Linked DNA regions of Mus musculus: regions 1 and 2 are each linked to region 3. The links are chromatin loops, found by intact Hi-C in ENCODE. Cell type or tissue: heart. All regions are shown on one strand. Each heading gives the region's core, and the rest is flanking DNA. Links, peaks and the distances in the headings are about the cores only.

Region 1 (7,524 bases), core at 3,061-5,560, 1.1 Mb before region 3:
CTCAGTACAGAGGTTAGAGGTGAGTCTCCCTTGTTCCCCACATCTGGCTTTTGGCCTTAGTTGAAGCTAAATCTGCCTGAGACAGCTTACCAGATCTTATCCCAGTGGAAATTGAGTCTGTCTTGGGCTAGGACTCCAGGCTTGGCAGCAAGTGTTCTGGCAGTGGCCCATAGTCACCAGTCCAGCAACAGATACTTTGCTTTGCCTGATATTGGGAGGGATCAGAGTCAAGAGCCTGAACTGAGTTGATCAAGTCAGATATTCGGTTGGGCTAAATTTGCTTTTGTGCTGAGAGTGAAGCTTAGCCTATGTGGATCTTAGGTGAGTTTTTCTCTATAAAGGCTGTATTTTATCAATTTGTATGGGTCCATGTGGTAATCAGACTTGTAAATGCAATAAACATTGAATGGAAAACTAGGGACATCTTGGGACTGGAGAGAGAAGTGGTTTGTTTGCTTTTGAAGATGGCCTGGTTTCAAGTTTTCAGTGCCTTGTGGCTGGCTATCATTTGTAGTTCTAGTTTCAGGCAGGTAGATATTTTATGTGCATTGGTGTTTTGGTTTCATGTGTGTCTGAGTGTTGGATCCTCTGGACTGGAGTTAGAAATGGTTGTGAGGTGCCGTGGGGGTGCTCTTAATCACTGAGCCCCTCCCACCCTTATGTCAATTGTAATGAGACATCTTGAAGCAATGGACAAGTGAGATTTGGACAGCATTGTAAAATGGGGCATCAACGTGGGGAGCAAAGATGTGACTATTGTAGCTGCAGACTTGGGTGTAAAGCTGTTTTAGGGAATCAGTTCCCTTGCTGGAATCAAATGAGTAGAATGGGTCACGGGCTGAAGGCTAGGGTTATATGGAGTAGGATGAGGTAACTAAACAGCAGAGGCTAGCACAGGAGTCAAAGCAGGTCTCAGGCTAGTCTGGTTCCAGGATACCTAGGGCTACACAGAACCCTGTCTGGAAAAAGTCAAGGAAGCCTGGAGCAGGAGTCGGTTGCTTAGTTAGAGTATGGGAGCAGAGGAGCAACCTGTGGGTACAGGAGAGACTGCTGTTGGCAGGAAGTTACATAGCTGGTCTGTTGAAAGGAGTGCAGCATAGAGATTTACCTCCTGAGTGGTAAGATTTAAAGGCCTGTGCCCAGACAAACCAGTTTTCTTAAAAGTCAGGTGTCAAAGATGATAACTAGCTGGGGCAAGGAAGTGCATGGGCCTTTTCTGTGGCTGGTGTGGGCAGGGACAGTTGTACAGGCATGCTTCCTGAGCTCCAGGCATGGGCCAGGCTCTCCAGAGAAACAAGTCACACTGGCTACCTACCTGTAAGTGTTCCTTGATAGAGGGTATTTTTGAAATAGCTGAAGCCACTGTGGTCCACCTTCCTATGTGATGGTTGTAGGCAGCCTGAGTGGGCAACCAGCCTCTGCCTAGCCAGTTAGCACTCTCATCAGTCTGTCCCCTCTGCTACTTTGAATTCCTCTGGATGTTTGGGTTCATGTCAGATCGAGGGCTTTGAAGGGTACCTGTTCAGACATTCTGAATCAAGTTATTTTGAGGCTCAGGATGGCAGAACTGTGAGGCTGAGGGGAACTAGTTTGTGTGCAATTGTGCTACTGAGCTTGGGAGTGTTGGGAGCTGTAGCACAGCCCTGATAACTATGATAACGCGCTCTGCTTTGGGCAAGCCTTTATAAGAATGCAAAGTTGATCTAAGTTGATCGTGTCTCATTACAATTGACATGAGGGTGACTTACTAAGTGATCTTACTACAGAAAAGGCCCATGCACCGCCCCTCCAGCCTAGCACTAGCTGGAAATTAATGAGAACGAGAGCACAAGGCTCAAAACTCCAGACCTTGTGCCTACTTGATGTGTGGTGTGTGAGCTTCCTTCCATGTAGAAACCATCAAGGGTGGGAAGAAAGGCTGGAGATGGTTCTGCAAGTGTAGTGTCTCCGTTGTGGTGTTGGGGGCTGCTTTTAGATTGCCCCAGTATCCTGTGTGTGTAGCTTTCAGTTGTCTTTCATTGCTTTCCTTCCTTGCCAAAGTAGAATTTTAATTTGGTCCAAGAAGACTTATACCAAACTCCTGGAGCTGAGGCAGGTGGGTTATAAGTGGTACATTATGGGCACAGTGGTCTACAATTTACCTGGAAGGATGCTGGTGAGGTCTGACAACCAGTAGTTTAGGTTGGGGAGGTACCATGTGAGGGTGGGATTAGGACGCAGTTTTGTGACTCCAAGGTAGTACTGTATGTTCAGTCACCAAGCTGCTTTCTTTTGGGCATGACATTGGTCAGTGAGGTGCCATCTGCCATAGGGATACTGAATATAGGTAGCCTAGCCAACCACATTACCCATTTACCAAGTTAACTGTGCCCTGCCAGTCCCTGATCTGGCACCTGGGGAGGAAAGAAGCCAATAGAGGATCTTGTGGTCTGGCTCCTGGAGTAGCTAGCAGGTTGGGACATTGTGGCAGTCCACAGCCAAACTTGGTGTAAGGCCGTGGATCCTGGAAGGTTTCCGGAGGTCATGGGGTTAAGTGATGTGATCTGGCTCAAATTCAAGAGCAGAGTCACATTCAAGGCCATGAAAAATGATTAAGCAGGTGCGTGAGGGAGTGGCCGTTCTGTGGTGGGGCAGGGGAAAGATGGAAATCCTGAATTTGTTTAGGTGGCTTCAGACAGTTGCCCTTAACTCCTGCTGTTTTTACAGGAGAAATCCCATTCTGAACAGACCTCAGACCAGCAAAGATAGCTGGCTGACTCTGGGTTATCAATGTGGACAGCACAAATTCTTGAGTCCCAAAGCACTACACAGCTGTTCCTCCGTTCTCCAGACTTTCCTCCTATGCCAGACCTGAGGCCCTGTCTCCCATAGTCTTCAGGCTGGGAGTGGGAGGATAAGACCTGATGGAGCAAGCCGCCCCCCCCCCCCCCCAAAGGTCAGCAGGGAACAACCCCAGGAAGACCCCGTGTGCCAGGCTGAGGACTTTTCTCATTCATTATTTTGGTTGAGTAAAAGAAATGTGGAGAATTAGAGATTGAACAGTAAGTGGAGTGTCCTTGTCACACGCTGAGTTTTTCCACACAGAATACTTGAGCCGTTTGACTGCTCATCAGGCACGATGGGAAGATTACAGCTGGAGAGGGCTGATGAGCGGGTATTTGAGCAGTGTACTGGGAAACGGCCCGGCCCGGTTCCTGCTCCTCAGCGTCCAGCAGCAGGAGCTGTTGGGGAACAGAGGGCTCCCACCCCTCCCTCTATAGCAGGTACAAGAGCAGGGTTGAGTAGTGAGGCTTTGTTAAAAATACTCAGCTGTTCACCTGTGTTCACTTTGTAGCTCGGAGTGGGAGCATTCATTCATCTGAAAATTTAACAGCTTTGAGGCTTGGACTCAAAGTTCACAAAGGTCTTTTCTGCCGATGTCTCTCGATGTGACAGGTCTTGTCCAAGAGAAGCTTGTGGATGAATGATAATACTACAACTACTGCTAATAAACATTCCGGGCACAAAACTAGGGAGATGCTTAGTGGATAAAGTTCTTGCACTTGTGAGGACTTGAGTTTAAATCCCTATCGCCTACAGAAGAGCTGGGCTGAAGCGGATACCCGTAACCCTAGTGCCAGGAAAGCCACAGGCAGATTTCTGGGACGCTTTCCAGCCTAAGCCTAAATGATGAGAGGAGATCTGAGGTCTACTTCTGGCCTCCATATGTGCATGCACGTGTAAATATATACATGTGATAAACACATGAACAGATTTATTGAGATTATACTGGGATCTGAGTCTAGGAGGGAGGCACAAATAAGCCCATTTTGCAGATGAAGATGTTGAGGTTTACAGGGAGCTAAATAGTCAGCCTAATGAGCCAGAGTAGCTAAGGAAGGTCATGGGTATTCACTCTAGCCACAGCACCAATTGCTAACTTATTAGATCTGCAAATTTCCGGACCGTACTCAGTCAACTACTGGAAAGTGAGAGTGGAGCCCAGTTACCTGGGTTTTAGCAAGCCTGGCAGGTACATTTGGCGCGGAGTAAAGTTAAGGGTATTGGGGGAGGAGACAACTGTGGGGGCCAGCAATGGATGCTTTTGATAGCCATAATACTGAACCTTCCTTGGTGGAATAAAAGTGGTCCCTGCGGCTGTCTTCCACGAGGGGGCACTGTGGATTCAGGCTTGGAATCGCCGGCTTTGTTGTCCCGGCGGCTGCTGCTGCTGCTCTCGGGAAGCCTGAAGAAAGCCTGCTGCCAGATTAGCTGAGGGGTCAGCCTTTCTTCTTCCGGGAAGGTCTGCCGGGGTGGTAATCTTGTTTACAGGATTCAGCCCTCGTGGTGAAACTGAACCTGGAGGGCTTGCTGCTGTTCACATGTGCATGGCGATGCCTACCCATCCGTGGGGCAAGGTCTCTGAAGATCCTCTGCAAACAACATTCCCCTTTTGTAGCTGCCCAGCCAGGCAGCTTACAGTTCCTTTGGAGGGCAGAGCACTAGAACCCCAGTAGCCGATTATGGCTCAGCGTTCAACGTGCTTCCGTGTCATAGTGTTGTCTTGTTTAGATGGGAACAGGAGCCAATTTCGAGTCTTCATTTTGTGGTTTGGGGCAGTTTTCCTTCACCTCTGGGCCCCAGTTTCCCAGGAGATTGAAGGGAGTAGCTTTCATTAGGTGGCTCTCAGCCCCTCTTTCTCTCCATGTCTAAAAATCCTGCCCTAGGGAAGAAAGGAGGAAGCCGACAACCCCCCTTTCTGTCTCCTGGTCTATCCTCCCCTCCTACAGAAGAAGCGTCAGGCTTATAGATCCTCTGCTTTTAAAAATAAGTGTAAATACACACATGCAGATAACAACATACAAGTCCTGCCCCAGGGGGCCGGGGAAGAGCCCAGCTCAGACTCTGAAAGGCATGTGGTGCAAGGACACTGCAGGGGCTGTGACATGACATCCATCTCTGGTGTACGTTTCAGTAAGCCTTTCCAGGGACTTGCAAGGCAGTAAGGTGGAACCTACCAAATTGGATTTTTTTTTTTCAGGTCCTTAGACACCCAGGATTTGCCTCTATATAGATTTCTATTCTGTGTGTTTGGAAGAAGGAAAGATTTACATCATGGTCTCCTCTTGGCTGCACGTGTTTCTTCAGAAAATACATTGTCTCACAGTGACTTCAGCATTTCCCTCCTTAATACAAAGGACTGGTATCTTATGTCTATAGTGGCTGCGCACTGAAGAAGTTGAATGCCGAGTTAGGCATTGAGCCTCTGGCATTGGCCAATATGAGCCTATAGAAGTATCCAATACCAAGGGAGATTCCAGCCTTCTGCTGACTCCCACCGTGTCTGATGATACACAGCATTTGGTTAGAAACTGCCCACCCCACCAGCAAGACCACTGAGTCATAACTCTCCACAGTAGAGGGTACAGGTTAAGCCAGATAACTACCTGATTTCCCAGAGAAGCAGAGGGCCTCTTTTGTTGTTGTTGTTGTTTTTTGTTTTTGTTTTGTTTTTTGGTTTTTCGAGACAGGGTTTCTCTGTAGCTCTGGCTGTCCTGAAACTCACTCTGTAGACCAGGCTGGCCTCGAACTCAGAAATCTGCCTGCCTCTGCCTCCCGAGGGCTGGGATTAAAGGCGTGCACCACCATGCCCGGCCAGAGGGCCTCTTTTGGCTCATCTAGTACCTCCACAGAAGTGTGGAGCGTATCAGTGACTTGCTGAGGTCTCTCAATTTGTTAATGGTAAGGAGGGGACTGGGCTTCAGGCTGCTTTACCCATAGCTCATGCCCCTCCTGACAGCATGTGTCATTTGAAGACGCTCAGGTGCATTAATACATACACAAACATTGACATCCCCCCCTTCGCCACACACATAGACATCCCCTCAATACATACTTGCTTGTGGTGCTGGGATGGAGCAAGCAGGAAGAGAGAATGCTTTATCTGAGCTACACCCCAGCCACTGAGTTCATGAAGCTCCGTGGTACCTTTTCCATTCTCTCTACCTCCTTGTCCTGTGTCTTCCCACACAGTCTATCATTAGCACAGAGGCGGCCCCTGGGAGGGTGAGGCTTGACATCACAACCTTGGTACTTCCTATGCCATAGATTCAGTAGACTGGAGGTCTTGGCTGCTAGTAACTTTGACTCGGTATAAACAGCCTTGAGTAGGCAGCACACATAGCACTCATGGGCAAAGGCTTGGTGGATGCAGCAGTTCTCTAGTGTCAGCAATGGTTTCCCTCCTTCATTATCTCATATGGGTGCTGTGGTATGGCCTGTGCAAATCACAAGTGGGCTAAGAGTTAGACAAGGGACAGATGCTCAGCATAAGAGGTCTGAGGAGAACTTGGCTGTGGATGACTAGCTGAAGGCCCCATCTCCCCCAGCCCCAGCACATCTGGGAGAAGTCATACCTTCTGCACATAGATCAGCTCTAGCCTAAACCATCAAAGGAGAATGGCTTAGGGACCAGTGCCAGTCTTTGCTGTGGCAGAAGGAAAACAATGGATGCTTGTTTTAGGGTCTTTTTGACCAAAGGCCTCTGGAACACAAGGGGTTTTTATTAAACCCTTTATTAGAAAACTGACAAGTATTTAGCGAAGAACTGAAAAACAGCGCTGGGGGCTTCTCTGGGATTGGTGCGAGAAAAATCACGCCAGAACACGAGCAAGCTTTATGCTCCAGTTTCTCTACATCTTCTCCAACACTTGTTAGTTATCCGTAGTATTGATTTTAGCTGCCAGAGTGTGAAGGGATAAGTTAATTATGGTTTTGGCATTTTTGTTATCCAGGCTAGCCTCTAACTGGATATGTAGCTGAAGACAACCTTGAACTACCAACCCTCTTGCCTCTACTTCCCAAGTGCTGAGATTATAGCCCACCATCATCTTGTTTTATGTGCTGGAGAGCAAACCTTGGGCTTCATGTATGCTAGGCAAGCACTCTACCAAGTGAGCTACATTACCAGCCCTGTTTTGTTTGTTTGTTTGTTTGTTCATTTGTTTGTTTGAAATAAGATCTCATTGTATGATTCAAGTTGGTTTTGAACTCACTACATAGTTAACTGTCCTATTGCTGTGAAGAGACACCATGACTCAGGCAACTCTTATAAAAGAAAGCATTTCATTAGAGTTTGCTTACAGTTTTAAGCATTAGTCCATGTTTATGGTGGGGAAACAGACAGTAATGGTACTGAAAGCTTTAAATCCCTATCCACAGGCAGCAGGCAGAAAGAGACAATGAACCTGCTGTGGGCTTTTGAAACCTCAAAGCCTACTCCCAATGACACACCTACTCCAAGGCCACACCCCTTCTTCCTTCCCGAACAGTTCCACTAATTGGGGAAGCAGGCATTTAAACATGTGAGTTCATGGGGCCACTCTCATTCAAATCCTTACAGTAGCCAGTAATCTTACTGGCATTGGACTTGAGATCTTTCTGCCTTAACCTTTCTAGTGCTGGATCACAGGTGTCTGCCACCATACTTGGTTTACGAGTGTCTTTTTGTGTGGCTATGTGTACTCTGTGGATCAAAACCAGAGT
Region 2 (7,524 bases), core at 3,086-5,585, 69 kb before region 3:
GAGGATCTCAAAGCCCACAATGTCCTATCTGGTGCTGGTTCTATCCAGGGTGGGCCGTAGTATTTCGCATGGGTGCGGAGGAGGGTGAGTGAGTGGATGGATAGACTTACAGCTAAAGAGATAGATGAGTAGGTATGTAGAGATGATAGATGGGTAGATGGATGAATGGGTGGCTGGCTGGATAAATTGGCTTCTAGATGAATGGACAGATGGATAAGTGGATGGATAAGGGATAAAGTGATGAATGCTTGAATGGGCAGATGGGCAGGTAGATATATGGATGGATTTGTTCTGGATGGACGGATAGACACATAGATGAATGTGTCTATGATTCATCCATGTGTCTATCATCCCACAGAAAGACCGGTGGGCAGCTGGATTGATAGAATGAATCCAACACCTCTTGAGAAGCTAGCCCTGGTTGGAGCATTGTTGTGCCCACTTCCTGCCCACACACTCAGCAATCATGGGTATAACTCCAGTCCCCTGAGGAACTGTGGAGAGCAGGGGGAGCTTTCTGATGGGAAATGGGCCATTGGTGTCTAGTACCAGCCATAGGATGGAACCTCTGCCAATGGTTCCAAATGTGTCCCTACTACAGGCTGTTCATCATAACCCTCACCTGGCCCCTTTCCCTCCCTGGACCACTGGGGTCCCTTGTAAAGTGGCTAGGTGGCTGGCCTCAGTAGGGAAGCTGTCATTAGGATAATCAGATACCCACCCGTCACTCCTTTCAGACTTGAACCTGTGCCAGTCTAGAGGCCAGGTGTGCCTAGGAAGTTGTTTCTATCTTCTAGACTCTAGAGTTTAGAGATTCATATGAAAAGTGAGGCCCAGCATGGGAAGCACCAGTTGCCAGCAGCTCCATGTGTCCCCGCTCAGTAACAGGCTTCTCCCACACTTCTACACTTGGCCACAGCCCTACACATTCCCCTTACCCCATCTCCACTTCCATTTCACAGATGAGAGCTCTGAGGTTCAGTAATGTCCTTAGGGCTGCGTGACTCCATGGCTGAGGTGGGGTTTGGGCCAGGTGTGCACTTTGTGTGTCATCAAAACACGGTCTCTATGTGCTTAAGCCCTAATGAGGCTGAGACCAGCGATGAGTGCAGAGAGAAGGGCCTCAGCTGAGGCCACAGAGATCCAGGCAACAGCATTAAGAGGACGCTACTGTTTACCTCCTCTGTGAGATGCATCCCATAATGAACCAGCTGTGAACGGAGAGGAGGCTGGCAAGATGCAGACAGCTTTTGCGCAAATCAGCCCGAACAAGAGCAGGCTTGGGGGATCAGCCTCAGAGGCCACTCAGGAGCTCAGGTCTCCAAAGAGCATTGCTATGGTCACCTGAGAGTAGGTGCATGTGCGGCTTGCTGGCCGTGCTGATTGGTCGTGGCATCACATAAATAAATGAAACACCTGGTTGTCAGGGGAGCGCAAGCCAGAAGGAGCTGCTGAGTTGAGCTGCAACGCTCCATCAGAGCCCCAGTGCTCCCTGGGGCCTCTGAAAGGCAGATTTAGAAGTGAACACCAGAAGCAGAAGCCAAGCAGCCATCCTCCCCAAGGGCGTGGCTATGTATGCAGCGGCCCCTCCCTGGCTTGGTGATCAAGGAGCTGCAGCTTTAGAGAGCCAAGCGGGAGAGCTGCTGGGCTCCTGCAGAGGAGGTGGGGAGCCTCTGAAAGGCTGAGACCTAACCCTAACCCTGAGCCCAGGGCAGCTGCCGGTGGAACCATGCTACCTGCCAGGTGCTGTGCCTGGACCACACAAGCCCAGCTGGTCTTGTTTAATTGTCATCTGACCCCCATGACACAGGCTGTTACTGCTCGCTTGCCCTTTTTTCTCCCTCTGTCTCTTCTTCGTGGAGAGGGGGTTTTTTTTTTGAGCTCACTTGCTTCTCGCTGCAAGCGTTTCCATGCACGAACCATACTCTGATAAGCACAAGGAACCAAAATTCCCATGACCACATGGGAGTCTCCCAACCCCATCTTACAGATGGGTGACTGAGGATGGGAGAGGTGAAAGGACCATCCTAGATTAATAAGGGGCACAGGCAGAGTGAGTGACCCCAGAACCCTAACCCCAGAAGGGCTCCCACAGCCTCATTCTGGGGCGCCAACCCCAAGACCCACTCTGCCCTGGCTGTGAATTGACTCATGCCACAGAGGAGTTACAGGGCCCATCTAGGCCAGTGAGATCCTGCTATCCTACCAATACCAAGGGGCCTGGAGCTGCTAGCATCCTGTATGCATGAATCTGGTTTCTACATGATAACCTCTGGGCTCATACCTACCACTAGGTCAAATCGCAGCTGTGGCTCTAACTTGCCCCACAGCCCTGGTCTTCTCTCTCCTGGTCCCAGTGCCAAATGACAAGGACCCAGGAAGCTGAGGGTCCATATAAAGGATGAAGTGAGATCTCGTCAACTCCTCCATGCTGGCAGCCTGGGGCCTCAAGTATCTCTGAAAGCCCCAGGATTCTGACTTTCCTATGTGTGAGGCATGAGGAAGAGGCTCCAAAAGGGCTCAGATCAAGACCTGAGGAGCTGGCCTTTGAAGCTAAGAACACTAAGCCACACACACCATCCTATAGACAGCATGTAGACCACGTCTCCCTTCCCAGGGTGTCCTCCTCCTCAGACACACACAGGGAGGACCAGAGCTGGAGTAGAGGGTGAGGGGGTGGGTTGTTAGGAAGACACCGCCACAGCCTGCTGGCCGCAAGTATAGAGACGGGTACCACCTTCTAAAATCCCCCTGGGACCCCTCCCCAGCCACCTGCATCCACAGAGCACCTGGATGTCTGATGGCTCTGGCCTTTACTAGCCCTGATTCTCATCCCGGAAATAGGTCCGCTGGTCTCATCTGCTGCCATGGGCCAGGCTTTGCATAGAGGGTGTTTGAGAAAGCTGGAGAATCCCACCAGCCTTCTGCCCCTTCTTTCTGTGTGTCTCCTTCCTGGCTAGTCCTGTGCTCCTCTGTTCCCTGACCTCTTCTTGCAGCCTCAAGTCTTTCTCTTTTTTTCTCCACAGCACTTACAGAACCCCGCCAACTTCCACAATGCTGCTACAGAGCTGCTGGATTGGTGTGGAGACCCTCGAGCCTTCCAGAGGCCCTTTGAGCAGAGCCTCATGGGCTGCCTGACGGTGAGTCTTCAACTTCCCCTTCATAGCACACTGGGAAGCATGGCCCTGGGGTCAGAAGTCCTGCCCACATACCTTTCTGTGGGCCCCAAATGCTGGGGGAACAGCTGCCCGTGCTGCAAGCTGGCCCTGCAGGGGCACACAACCCCACTGCCAGGTCTGATATGGAGACCGTCTTTATGGGATGTGTGGCTTCCTCACACTTGATGAGAAGCACACAGTGGGGACCAGTGCTCCCTCAGAGGCAGGGGAGCTCGGAGGACTCAGCCTTCTTTTCCCAAGGCCATTTATTCCTTTATCGGCTGAGCATTTATTGAGCTTCGCTCTGGTTGTCTGTCTGTCCACTCAAGAGCAGGTATAGAGCCCCTGTGACATTCATCCGTCTGGACAAATAGACCTTGATTGATCCCTCATTTATCACTTGTGGTCCCCTCTGCCAAGTCCTGGATACCCCCAAGATAAAAAAAAAAAAAAAAAAAAAAAAAACTTTCTTAAGCTTGATTTCTTAGTAAGGAGCAGCAATGTGGAGGAATGTCTGAGAATAACAGTACAGGTGACAGGAGTGGGGTGTGGCTCTTTGCCAGCTGGGAGGTGGGGCTAGTCATGTAAAACCACGCCTACATATGACACAACTTACCAGGTTGCTGAGCACAGCCAGAGTGTCCCTGGGCCACAAAGCAGCGTGTGCAAAGGCCCCTGGTGTCCAGAGAACTGGGTCCAGACTAGACAGGATATTGAACCTGCCCGAACTTGAGGCTAGAAAGAACCTGGGAGTCTTCTGTAGCTTTTAAATGTCCCCCAGCCATGTGGCCTGCATTAGGACAGTTCCTCAGAAGACCTGTAGTGGGCTTAGAAGGGAGTGTGAATCACACTGTGTGGAGCCTGCGTGTCCTGAGTGTGGAATGTAGGCTAGAGATGCAGGGCCAGGCAGGAATGTTGTCTCCTAAGGTGCTCCAGACAGGAGAGGGACAAAGAACCGAGCTTAGCTCTGGTTTAGAAGAGGAGACATGATGACCACATTAGGCTATCTTGTTCTGAGAAAGGCTGAAATGCTTGTGGCATGTGCCTCCTCCCAGAATCCACCTGTCTTTCAAGCTTTCTATTTTACAGAGGAAGACACAAAGACTCAGAACTGACTGCCATGCCACCCAGTCTTAAAAGCATCTTGGTCTCTAGCTGAGGCCCATGTGAACCTAAAGGGGGTGTTCCAGTCCATCTAAAACATGGCACAGAGCCTCCCAGGGTTAGTCTATTAGAAGCTGGCCCCATCTGTCTCACTCAAGCCACCTGCGTGGCCCTGTCTTCCTTATCCTTCAGTCCCCAAGCTCCCCTCTCCGCCCAGCTGTCTAATCCTCTTTGCAGGATCTGGGCCCAGCCTAAGCCCCATGGAGAGGGCCAGATGTTGCCTAGGCCACAGTTCCCACCCCAGTTTCCTGTAACTGTAGTGGGAAGAGGGGCTGGGGCCATGCACAGGATGTTGCTAAACAAACTAATATGCTACTCCAGCATACTGCCCCAGGCTTGGCCCTGCCTACATCATGCACTCAAGGGGGACACTGGCCCTGGCCACCGTGGATGGACCAGAGGCTAGTCCTGTCTTGCTTGTCGTTCACTTAGTCGTTCAGCAGACATTTACCTACTCCCTGCTGTGGGCCACCACAGTAGCCATGAAACACAATAGGAACTCAGAAGGCCTTGTTAGGAGAACAGAGCCAAGGTGTCAGCTGGAAGGGACAGGCTCTGGTAGCAAAGAAGCGGGAGACTGAGAGTTGTGTCCAAGTGCAAAGTAGTTGTGGGACTCTGTCCTGCAAGTGAACAGCAGTGCAGGGCTTTGTGTATGTGTTGGGTTATGTGTGTGTGTGGGGGGGGGTCTATCCTGAGTGTAAGCAGCAACCCAGGCTTCCTGCAGAAAGGACCCCGCAGGAGGGCCCCTGGAGACGTTCCTGAGTAGAGATGTGTCTTTCCAGGCAGAGGACACTGTGGACAGAGGTTCTGTGTCCCTTCCCTGGAGCTCTTCACCACCTCCCCGTGATGAAGCAGTGCTCACCCCTGCCCTCCAGCCTACCTCACAACCAAAGGGAGCCTTTGAAAGCCCCTCTGCCACCCCCACAAACTGTCGCAGCTGCGCAGGCCTGTGAGCCCAGGAGAGCCTGCTGCAGGAGGGAATTGGAGAGGGGAAGGTCACAGAAGTTGACCTTGGCATCCAATCTGTTTTTCAGGGTTCTATCTTCACGGTATCTAGAGAAGAACCTTCCAGGTAGGCAGGGTAGGAAGTTACTATCTTTACCTCAGTGTTTCCTGCAGGAAGAGACGACTGCAGGGCAGAGAGGCTAAGCCCTCCCCAGCACACACATGCACACACACACACACACACACACACACACACACACACACACACTGCAGGCTTGGGTCCCTCGCTAGCCTTGGGTAGCTAAGCCTGCAGGTTGACACAGTTCCCTCGGTGACCTCTGGTAGCTAGTTCTAAATTCCTCCAGATCGGCTTATTTTGAGGATATAAATTAAAAATCACTCAGCTGCAAAGAACAAATGGATGTGGAGGGTTTTGTTGTTGTTGGTTTGGTTTTGATTTTTAGGGTTTTTTTTGTTTGGTTTGGTTTGTGTTTGTCTGTTTGTTTTGCCACCAACTTCTAAGCTGCCCAGAGTCAACTCAAATATGAGTCTCTAGGCCACTGGCCACCTCAATCAACCCTTGGAGGCCTGTCTGGACTCACTCCAATCTACTAGTCATAAGAACATTTGTCCCCATTTCACAGGTGAAGGAACTGAGGCCCAGGGAGTAGGTAGTCACTTGAGATGACTGTGAGGGGCACATGCACACCCCAGATTCATCCCTAACTTCAGAGACACAGCAGCTGCTGCAGCACCCTGTAATACTGTAAGCAAGTCTTGTCTCTGGGACAATAGTTTCACCTTCTGAAGTATTGAAACTAAACACCCTGCCAGCCGCCCCTCTTAACGTCTAGGTTCCTGCCAGCCAGGCCTAGAAGGACGGCCTTAGATGAGCTGGTTTCTAGCATGTATCCAGTTTAGGCCAACTACAGGACCCTGGGATACAACAGGCCTGTCTGAGATATAATCTGCTCATTTTACCAATATACCTTACCAATGGCCAAAAGGACCATACCTTATGAGACCTTCATGGGGGCTCAGACTCAGCCAAGGGCTGGGCAGCACGTGAGGCTGTGTAGTGTCACATGCTCTGGCTTGCTTGCTCTGTCATATCTTTGCTATATGATCTTGAGCAAAGCCCCTTTCTTTAAGCAACAAAAGACAACTTGTGCCCAAAGCATGCCAGACTTGGCCACAGCAGACCTACTGTTTCTTGGGCCTGAAGTCCTTATGCTCCCTCTATTGCTGACCCCGGGCCTCTCTTGCTCAACTCAGCTAGAATCGGTTTTCTAAACCAGAGCAGCAAGACTGGCCAGTATCAGACCAGGCACAAAACCTTTGCCTTGCTTCCCTGACCCAAGGCCTCCCTAGAGGTGGAGAGCTATGGCTTTAACCCTTGGTTAGAGACACATACTGCACTCTTGTCCCCTGGGAATGACTGACAAGTGTTCCCGGCATAACCCTTAGCATTGCACCAGTCAGACACAGTGACCCCATGGCTGAGCTCCCGGGTGCTTCGAAACGGAAAACACCGAAGGCAGCATCTAAGCTGCAGCTCAGAAAGTCCAGAACCTTCTCCACTCCCCTGAGTCCCTGACTAGAAACTTGGAAACCTCCACAGGCCAGATCCTATTAGGGATCAAGGCTGAGGCAGACGGTAAGGAAGCTCCATTCTACTGGGCTAAAGACTTGAGAGCAAACAGAGCCAGGGAGCCCATGGGAAAGAGTCTGGGGAGCATGGAAGGATTCTCTTTGCATCTGAAACCGAGAAAACATCCCCAAGTGAGATTAGCTGCTTCCTCCCATCCCAGCTGGCTTTGGGCCTGCAGGGGTTTTCCAGGACAGGGGTCTAGAGCTCTGGTCTGGCAGGTACTGGGAAAGGACACTCTGCTCGCTCCTCCCTCATTCTGTTACACTCCTGACCTTCTGTGTCCCTTCAGTTAAAAACAGGAGATGGAGCCAGGCATGGTGGTACATCTGCAGTCTCAGCACTCGAGAGGATCACAAGTTGGGAAGCCAGACTGGGCTGCACAGTGGTACCCTTCCAAAGAGAGAGAGAACGGGATGCAAGGAGAGGAAAAGGAGAGCTGGCCTCACAGGCTTGGTTGAAAGGATTTTCCCTTTCAGTCATAGAACCCTTGTGGTGAGCCCTCCCCCACCCTAAGTGGGATGCTATTGTGATGGCCCTGGATGCCAGGCTAAACCCTCTGCAGCCTGAGGCCCCTCAACAGCATCCAAGTAGGGCAGAGCCCAGAGG
Region 3 (7,524 bases), core at 3,236-5,735:
ACCTTGAACCTCCGATTCTCCCGTCTTCTCCTCTGAGATAATAGGGTAATTGTAAATATTTCTCTCCGGGCGTGTCTGTGCAGTGATGGAGAGCAAAGCATAGGCTTCGTGCATGCTAGGCAGGCACTCTCCCAACCAAGCTACGACCCCGTTTGTCACTGTGTTCTGCTCCCTCATGCTACTGAGCACCAGGACCCACTCCTGTATTTGGACAAGGCATGAGGGCATGTGCTCAAAAATGAGAGTGCCCCAAGGAAGACTTGCAGGGTCAGCTAGTGAGGGATGGGTTCAGGACTAATTTCCAGGTCGGCGGATACCTGACCAGGCAGCAGGGGCCAGAACAGCTTAAGATAGTAGGTTACTCTCTGACCACCATGAACAATGAGAGCGCAGGCCACAGTGTTCAGTCACCCCAGCTTAGAAAATACAGGGCTTGCTCAGGAGTGCTTCTCCACTCTCGGGGCCAGTTCAGGGCCTGGCTCCTGGCTAGCTTGTTTGTCCCCTGGCCTTTAATCCACTCTGTCCCATAAAACTGCTGGATTCCTCTCACTCCAGGTTCTGGAGTAGAGGCTAGGAAGATAATAATCAAATGTGTGATAAGTGTCATGAAAAATACGTAAAGAACAGGGTGGGTTGCTCCTTTATATTCCGAGAGGTGGGAAGGCTTTCCAAAGAGGCGACTTTCCAGAGAAACAGGAAGCAAGTCAGCACAGACCAGTGGAGGCAGACCCAGGGAAGAGGGTGCCACACGAGATTTTCTGCTGCTCTGGGGCACAGGTACAGTGTTTTACGGCTCTCACTGAGGAAGTAAGGGTGATCTAGAGTGGGCCTAGGGACCCTGGCAAGTCTCAATGCTGTCCATCACTCTGGACCCCTTGTGCTCCTCCCACATCACCCTGGCTGGCTAGAAGGCCTTTCTGAGTGTTCTCTGTAAGCCTGAGACTTACTGAGTAGAGGAGGTAGATAGATCCCTGAGGGCTCCTTGGGAAGAGCTCCCTGTATCAGCAACCCACTGCAGGGCTGGAGTGAGGAGGCTTGGTGAAGGCTCAGGGACGAGCCAGTGGGATAGATCGTTCTGTCTGGAGTGCATCTGGACTTTACCCAGTAAACCCTGGAGCCTGATGATGCTCACTTGTAGGGAAGGGAAGGTTTCAGCCAGGCAGGGATGTGCACAGGACTGGGAGGTGGGGCGGGGCACCTGGGCAGGCCTGGTCCTGGGCCCAGAGGAAGGGTGACCCAAGCCTGAATTCCGAAGTCCAGGTCAGTGGGACTCAGTTCAGCAGCTAGTTTGTCATGAGGTGCTGAGAACAAGGACAGAAGCAAGATTCCACCAAGGCCCTTCCAGCCTCATTAAAGTTGGAACCAGGCTGTCCCCAGTGAAGACAATGCCGAGGTCCTGACTGTTTCTATAGGGGGTCATGGGAAATCGGTATACTTGAAGAAGGGACTTAGAGTGAGCTTTCGATCGCACTAGCTGGCTTCTTCACTGCATAGCTGCTGGACTGTAGACCCACCCAGCTTACACAGCTAACACAGGGGTAGCCCCTGCATTGTTGGGAGAGGGTCACATCTGCCTGGCCCATTTCCATTATACAAGTGCTGTCATGAGCCTGGAGCCCCAGAGCTCACTGGGGCAAAGGTCGGCTGGGATAGTGAAGTGAAGACACTGCCACCTGCCTTGCCCTAGCTCTAAAGACCTCTTCTCTCTTTGCAGTGATGGGTCATTTCCTTATGACTCTGTCCCTTGGCAGCAGAACACCAATCAGCCTCCCGGCTCCCTCTCCGTGGTCACCACGGTGTGGGGAGTGACCAACACATCCCAGAGTCAGGTAAGAACTTGTCCCATCCTCTACCATGGTCCCTCCTAGGCACAAGTGTCTCTTATTCCTCCCAAGAGTGGGGAGGGGGGTTCTCCAGAGAACCGTGCCGTGACACTCTCCTCACTGAAGACAGTCTCAGGACATATCCAGCTGCAGACAGCATCACTCCGGAAAGGGTACACAGCTGTCTCAGTAGGGACACAGCTGGGTCCCTGAGGATCATCCCCCATTGTAGGGCCTTCTGGGATAGAAGAGGAAGGGTGTTTATGTGACAAGGCCATGAGTACTGTTCTGAGACCTTGTTCCCTCCAGTTGTGCAAACAAGAGCGTTACTGGGCGTTACTGACCTCAGGGTTCTAAGCTGGAAACCTTTGGCCCTGAATGGTCTGGATTAGGTTTTCCTAAGATGTCACCTCTCAGTAAAGGGTGCCTTAGCCTGACAAGCCCAGCTGTCTTCCCAGACATGCTATTCTTGTTTCCTCTTCTTTTCTCTCTCCTCACCTCCTTCCTAACAGAGGGCCCCCCTCTGCCGGACCTAGGCCAGGCCATCCTGGGGGGGAGCTGTCATGCTTCCCTGGGTCTTCATCCACAGACAACATCTGGGCCAAAGACACAGAGGTGTCTTTTTTAGAGCAGCAGCCCAGGGCGTCCACCAAGCCCTATTGTAGAGTTGGGACCGAGTAGGCTAATGTTTGCCAAAGACTTCGCTTGCCTCAGATCTATCTCTGCAGCCATGGGGACCACTTGGGCTGGCTTTGTGAGCCTTGGCCTCACTCCTTCCTGGCTGACATTCTCAGCCCACTCCCTTTGATCCCTTACGTGTTCTGGGGACTCTTCAAGCCACTCCCATGCTCCTCTGCTGTGTCTTCCCTGCCATGTTTCAGTCTTTGTCTTCTCTTTCTCCACGCTGCCTCAGGTACCGACCTTAATGACAGTCTCTCTCTCTCTCTCTCCCCCCCCCCCTCTCTCTCTCTCTTTCTCTCTGTTTGCAGGTCCTCGGGAACCCTATGGCCAATGCCAACAACCCTATGAATCCAGGTGGCAACCCCATGGCATCAGGCATGAGCACCAGCAACCCCGGCATCAACTCCCCACAGTTCGCAGGGCAACAGCAACAGTTCTCCACCAAAGCTGGCCCTGCACAGCCCTATATCCAGCCCAACATGTACGGCCGACCTGGCTACCCTGGTAGCGGGGGCTTTGGGGCCAGGTGAGTGACCAACCTGGATGGTGCCCTTCTACGGCAGCGTGTTAGCCCTGCCTTCCTACCTACATCCAGGAAGGACTCTTATTTGAATGCCAGTTCCACATAGCCTGGTCTAGGATATGAGGACAGTTCTGCCATGTGTCTTAGCAGATTGGCATCAACCTCCCAGGGGTAGAGGGGATACTTCCTCAGTTCCTTCTCAGCCATGTACCTTTATGCTAAGACAGTGGGGTGAGCAGGCAGGATTGGAGAGCAGTGGCAGTGAGCTCCATCTGTCCAAAACTCCTTAGAAAGCTCACTGACCTGAATGAAGAAGAAATGGAGGCTAGAGTCCCCAACCTCAGATCACAGTGAAGAAGGGACAGAAGCAGCCCAAGCCACCTTGAGCACACTCCGCCTAGCTCTCGAGGCAAAGTTGCTGGGTTTCTAGCCTCGCAGTTCAAAACAGGAGTCTCACACACCTCAATCCACATCTACAGCACACAGCACCATACAATTCTCAGGTCAATGTTTGCTTAGAAGGTAGTCTGTGGTGACCAAGGAAAAGCAGAGAAGCTATGGAAATGTCCTAGCCCCAGCAAAGATTCAAAAAGGAGTGGCCTTGTCATCACTAGTAGCAAGAATAGCCACCAATCTCAGAAGTCCCAGGTCCGCTGCTGGGCCTCACACCCACAAGCTAGGTGTCTGGAATTCATGCGTATAATCCTGTAGCCTTCCTCCTGGTACTGGGTACATCCCAGAGTCAGCTAATGAGTTCTCTCTGACTGCTCCCTGCTTCTCCTCCACAGTTACCCTGGGGGTCCTAGTGCCCCAGCAGGCATGGGCATCCCTCCACATACTCGGCCTCCTGCTGACTTCACCCAGCCAGCGGCCGCTGCTGCAGCAGCTGCAGTAGCAGCCGCCGCTGCCACAGCCACAGCCACAGCCACAGCTACAGTGGCAGCCTTGCAAGAGACACAGAACAAGGATATAAACCAGTATGGACCGGTAAGGGTTCCTGCCCGCTGGCCTGGCCTCACCCAGGCTGGGGAAATCTTGAGCGTTAATGCCACGGGTATCCTTGGAAGCCCCTTAAAAGAGTGTTGTGTGTGGGTATGGTAAAATGGTTGGGTGTGGTGGGGTTTGGGGGTATGCTATGCTCTCTGGGCTGGTAGCTCCCAGTGCATATGGGGGAAGAGGTACCCTATTGGTTTCGGAGTTCCTGCTTATCAGACAGTAGGTTGTGTGCCTAAAATGGCTTTGTGACTAGCTTGTCCCTAATCACCTCTGAGGCCACTATTGTCCCATCTGTGGATTTTACCCAGGCCTCATCGTAGATCCTCTGACCTTCAAAAGGATGGGGTGGGGTGTGAAAAGGGGAACCCCATAACCCTGCAAGGCAGAAACATGAAGGAAGGGTGCAGGGTGAGCAGGAGGAAGTGGGCTGGGTAAATCACACTTAGTGTATGGAGGGTGTGTCTCCATTGGCTACTGACCAAGGGCAAGGCCAGGGCTTTCAGGAAAGGGCTTCAGCCTCCATCCTCATCCGCCTCCTCTTCCTGTGTCCTCCCTGTGTCCCTCCCATCCCTACCCACTTCCATGTCCCCTGCCTGCCTCCCTGGGAATGCTGCCTGTGCCTTGGAGTGACTGCTCCCTGCCCTACCCAAACCCACCAGCTGCATTTTCCCATGAGACCTGCAGAGGGCAGTAGTGAGCCCTGGAGGACTGGGTCCTTTAAGAGCTCCTGGCTCTTAACTGCAGCCCTGTGGGAAAGTGCTGCTCCCCCTTTAGCCCCCTACCTTCCTTCCCTGCACTTTCAATGCATGTGGCATTTTATTCTTTTTTTTTTCTTCTTCTCCCATTGAAGGTGTGTTCCTCTTTCCAGATGGGTCCCACCCAGGCGTATAACAGCCAATTCATGAACCAACCCGGGCCTCGGGGGCCTGCCTCCATGGGGGGCAGCCTGAACCCTGCCGGCATGGCAGCTGGCATGACACCCTCGGGCATGAGCGGCCCTCCCATGGGCATGAACCAGCCCCGACCACCCGGCATCAGCCCCTTTGGCACACACGGGCAAAGGATGCCCCAGCAGACCTACCCAGGCCCCCGGCCCCAGTCCCTTCCTATTCAGAGCATAAAGAGGCCATACCCGGGAGAGGTAAGTGTGACTATGATGGGGGATGGGAGGAGAAGGAACATTGACAGAGGGACCATGGACCCAGGGACCTTGGAAAAGGCACAGTTAGGCCACTTAGAGAACTTGAACTAAAGGGCTTTGGAGGCTTAGCCCCTGACTAATATCATCTCTGTTGTGGAAAACACCAAACAAGTCACTACACCTGAGTGTGTATGACTTTAAATCAATGGTATTCACAATCCACACTGGCCCTTAGAATGCCCAGAGGACAGGGGGCCGTGACATTGTAAAATACCCTGCCTAGAGCAGGCAAGTGTAGAAGCAGAAACCATGGAGACCACTTAACCCTGTCCATACTCAGATACTAATGGATGACCCTGGATGAGGACCTCAGTGCAGGGAGCCACCTAGAGAGTGAGGGCTGCCACTAGTACACTAGTACAGGCTGTGTGTCAGGGAGGCCATCGGATGGCACACAGTATCCCTAGGGCTTACTTCCATCATATTGCTCTCCTGGGGATAGTGCCTTCTCTGGGGTCTCCTAGCAGAGGTGCCAGAGGAAACCATCCCAGCAGACGGTCCCAAGCACCGTGGAAGGTCAGGGGAAAAGGGAAGTCACCAGGTCTCAGTGACACTCAGAATACAACTGAGACCAAGATCCGTGCCCAGCTGATGCGCCCCCCTCGCTCCAGTGAAGTTTGTCTTTGGCACACCATGATGCCCCTTCCTGGGCATGGCACCTCAGCTCTTCATCTTCTCAGATCATGTCCTTCTGGCTGGTCAAGACTGTGGCCTTCAACTTGAGCTGAAGCAGATTTCTATCCCACGAAAGCATAAGCTCTCTGTCCCCACAGGTCCCTTCAGCCGCCACTCTCACAGAGGTTGGATGATGTCATAATTGGTATAGGTGCCCTAAGCCTGAGACTCAGGAATAGGCTATAGTGATTAGGCTTCCTGTACACCCAGGAGGCCAACTCAAGACCTGAGCCTCGACCTAGTGGGCACTAGGGAGAGAAACTCAAAGGCCTTTAGGCTCCTCCCAGCCCTGCCTGTCCTTGGTTTGGGGCCTTAAGCTGATGGCTTCACTCCCAGAACACAGTCACTAAACACCCTCTACCCTCAACCTCCTGAGAGATAGTTGGCTGCACTGGGCATGCATGTCTGAGCTTCAGGCTGCTCACCTGAGATGAGGCCGCAGAAGAATTGCATATTGAAAGCCCTACATTGAAGCCAAGCCCTCTGCTTTTACTAAAGGAGTTCTCCCCAGAGCATTGCTGCTTCCCAGCTGGTCCAGGTTATAAGATGCTGGGAGCTCTGGCTTCTACCTCATGGCAGTATGTTCATCCTATGTTAGAAGTGGTACAACCTAGCCAGGCATTGGTGGTATATGCCTTTAATCTCAGTACTTGGGAGGCAGAGGCAAACAGATCTATGAGTTCTAGGCTAGCCTGGTCTACCGAGCAAGTTCTGAGATAACCAGAGCTACACAGAGAAATCTTGTGTCAACAAAACAAAACAACAAAAAAGGTACATCCTTAATTCAGGCTTCAATCATGTTGTCTGGTCCCCTACCACACTCCTGTAGCCTGGTGAACATGCAGGTACCAGCCACTTCACACCACCGTGAGAACTCGCTGTGGCCCAGAGTAGCAGATGTCCCCCCACCGTACAGTCATTGAAAGTTCCTGAGCACAGTCCACTCTGATGAGCACTCTCAGGCACTTGGCGCACTCTCACCAACTAGATTTAAGCCTAGAGGATGAGACTCTCTGACAGGGAATATTCTTGAATAGACATCAAAGAACCATTGACTCTGGGACACCATGTTCTGGGTACCTAGGTGACAGGAAGCCCTAGATCATCCACTGTTCCAGCTAGGGAAGATGGAAGGAGGTGGCACTGTCTCCTTCCTCAGTGACTTCTCTAGGAGGGGCTCTCGTGCTCCCCACTCCTCATTGGCTAGTTCTCCCACAGCTGTATAGTTGACGCTGCTAAGAATGGAGCACTAGATAGATGTTTGCTCTGTATAGGATGTAGGGACAGTGCTATCCAGATCAGCCTCACTGCATGGCTTGTCAGCTCTTGGTAACAAATTCTGTGACCTGCATCTCCCTGACATATCGGGGTGCACACACAAACACTGGGAGAAACAAAGGAGTACTTTAAGATTGAACCCCTCAAAGACACAGCTGAGAAGCTCTGAGCATCCGTTGGGTTCCAAAAAAACAGTTTTATGGAGTGGTGGCATATGGCCTGGACCTGCAGCATGTAGTGTCCCTGGATGTCAAAGCAAGTGGAGGCTTTTAATATTCTCTGGCTCATTCTCTCCCTATGACAGGTAGAGAGGGCGTCTTGTGTGCAGGAGACCATAGAGCTAAGAA

The links. A loop is a pair of places that touch in the nucleus more often than their neighbours do. Peaks named below come from ENCODE experiments on the same cell type or tissue, not always from the same donor. Only the 100,000 strongest peaks of a DNase experiment are listed, where the experiment ranks them.
Region 1: it touches region 3 in a loop (5-fold over the local background); 2 of 42 quality-filtered maps call a loop at or near these places.
Region 2: a loop joins it to region 3, with 2.7 times the contacts of the local background. A loop is called at or near these places in 3 of 42 quality-filtered maps.

The regions. Positions count from the first base shown.
Region 1 is chr14:24,496,541-24,504,064 of GRCm38, forward strand. It overlaps Rps24 (ribosomal protein S24), which reads left to right. Exons shown (of 6, transcript NM_011297.3): 6 at 1-420. Among named protein-coding and RNA genes, the nearest start is that of Rps24, 9.6 kb to the left of the region's middle. In heart, for the core only: a CTCF peak has its summit at 4,146 (motif pointing right); a DNase peak (open chromatin) is centred at 4,201; H3K4me3 peaks cover 434 bases; H3K27ac peaks cover 789 bases.
Region 2 is chr14:25,573,105-25,580,628 of GRCm38, forward strand. It overlaps Zmiz1 (zinc finger, MIZ-type containing 1), which reads left to right. Exons shown (of 24, transcript NM_001310666.1): 5 at 3,027-3,140. Among named protein-coding and RNA genes, the nearest start is that of 4931406H21Rik, 9.9 kb to the right of the region's middle. In heart, for the core only: no CTCF peak of the experiment used is centred there; a DNase peak (open chromatin) is centred at 4,547; H3K27ac peaks cover 2,063 bases.
Region 3 is chr14:25,641,844-25,649,367 of GRCm38, forward strand. Zmiz1 (zinc finger, MIZ-type containing 1) reads left to right here. Exons shown (of 24, transcript NM_001310666.1): 8 at 1,715-1,829; 9 at 2,813-3,030; 10 at 3,816-4,014; 11 at 4,892-5,164. Among named protein-coding and RNA genes, the nearest start is that of Gm52102, 16 kb to the right of the region's middle. In heart, for the core only: a CTCF peak has its summit at 4,705 (motif pointing right); DNase peaks (open chromatin) are centred at 4,058 and 4,558; H3K27ac peaks cover 469 bases.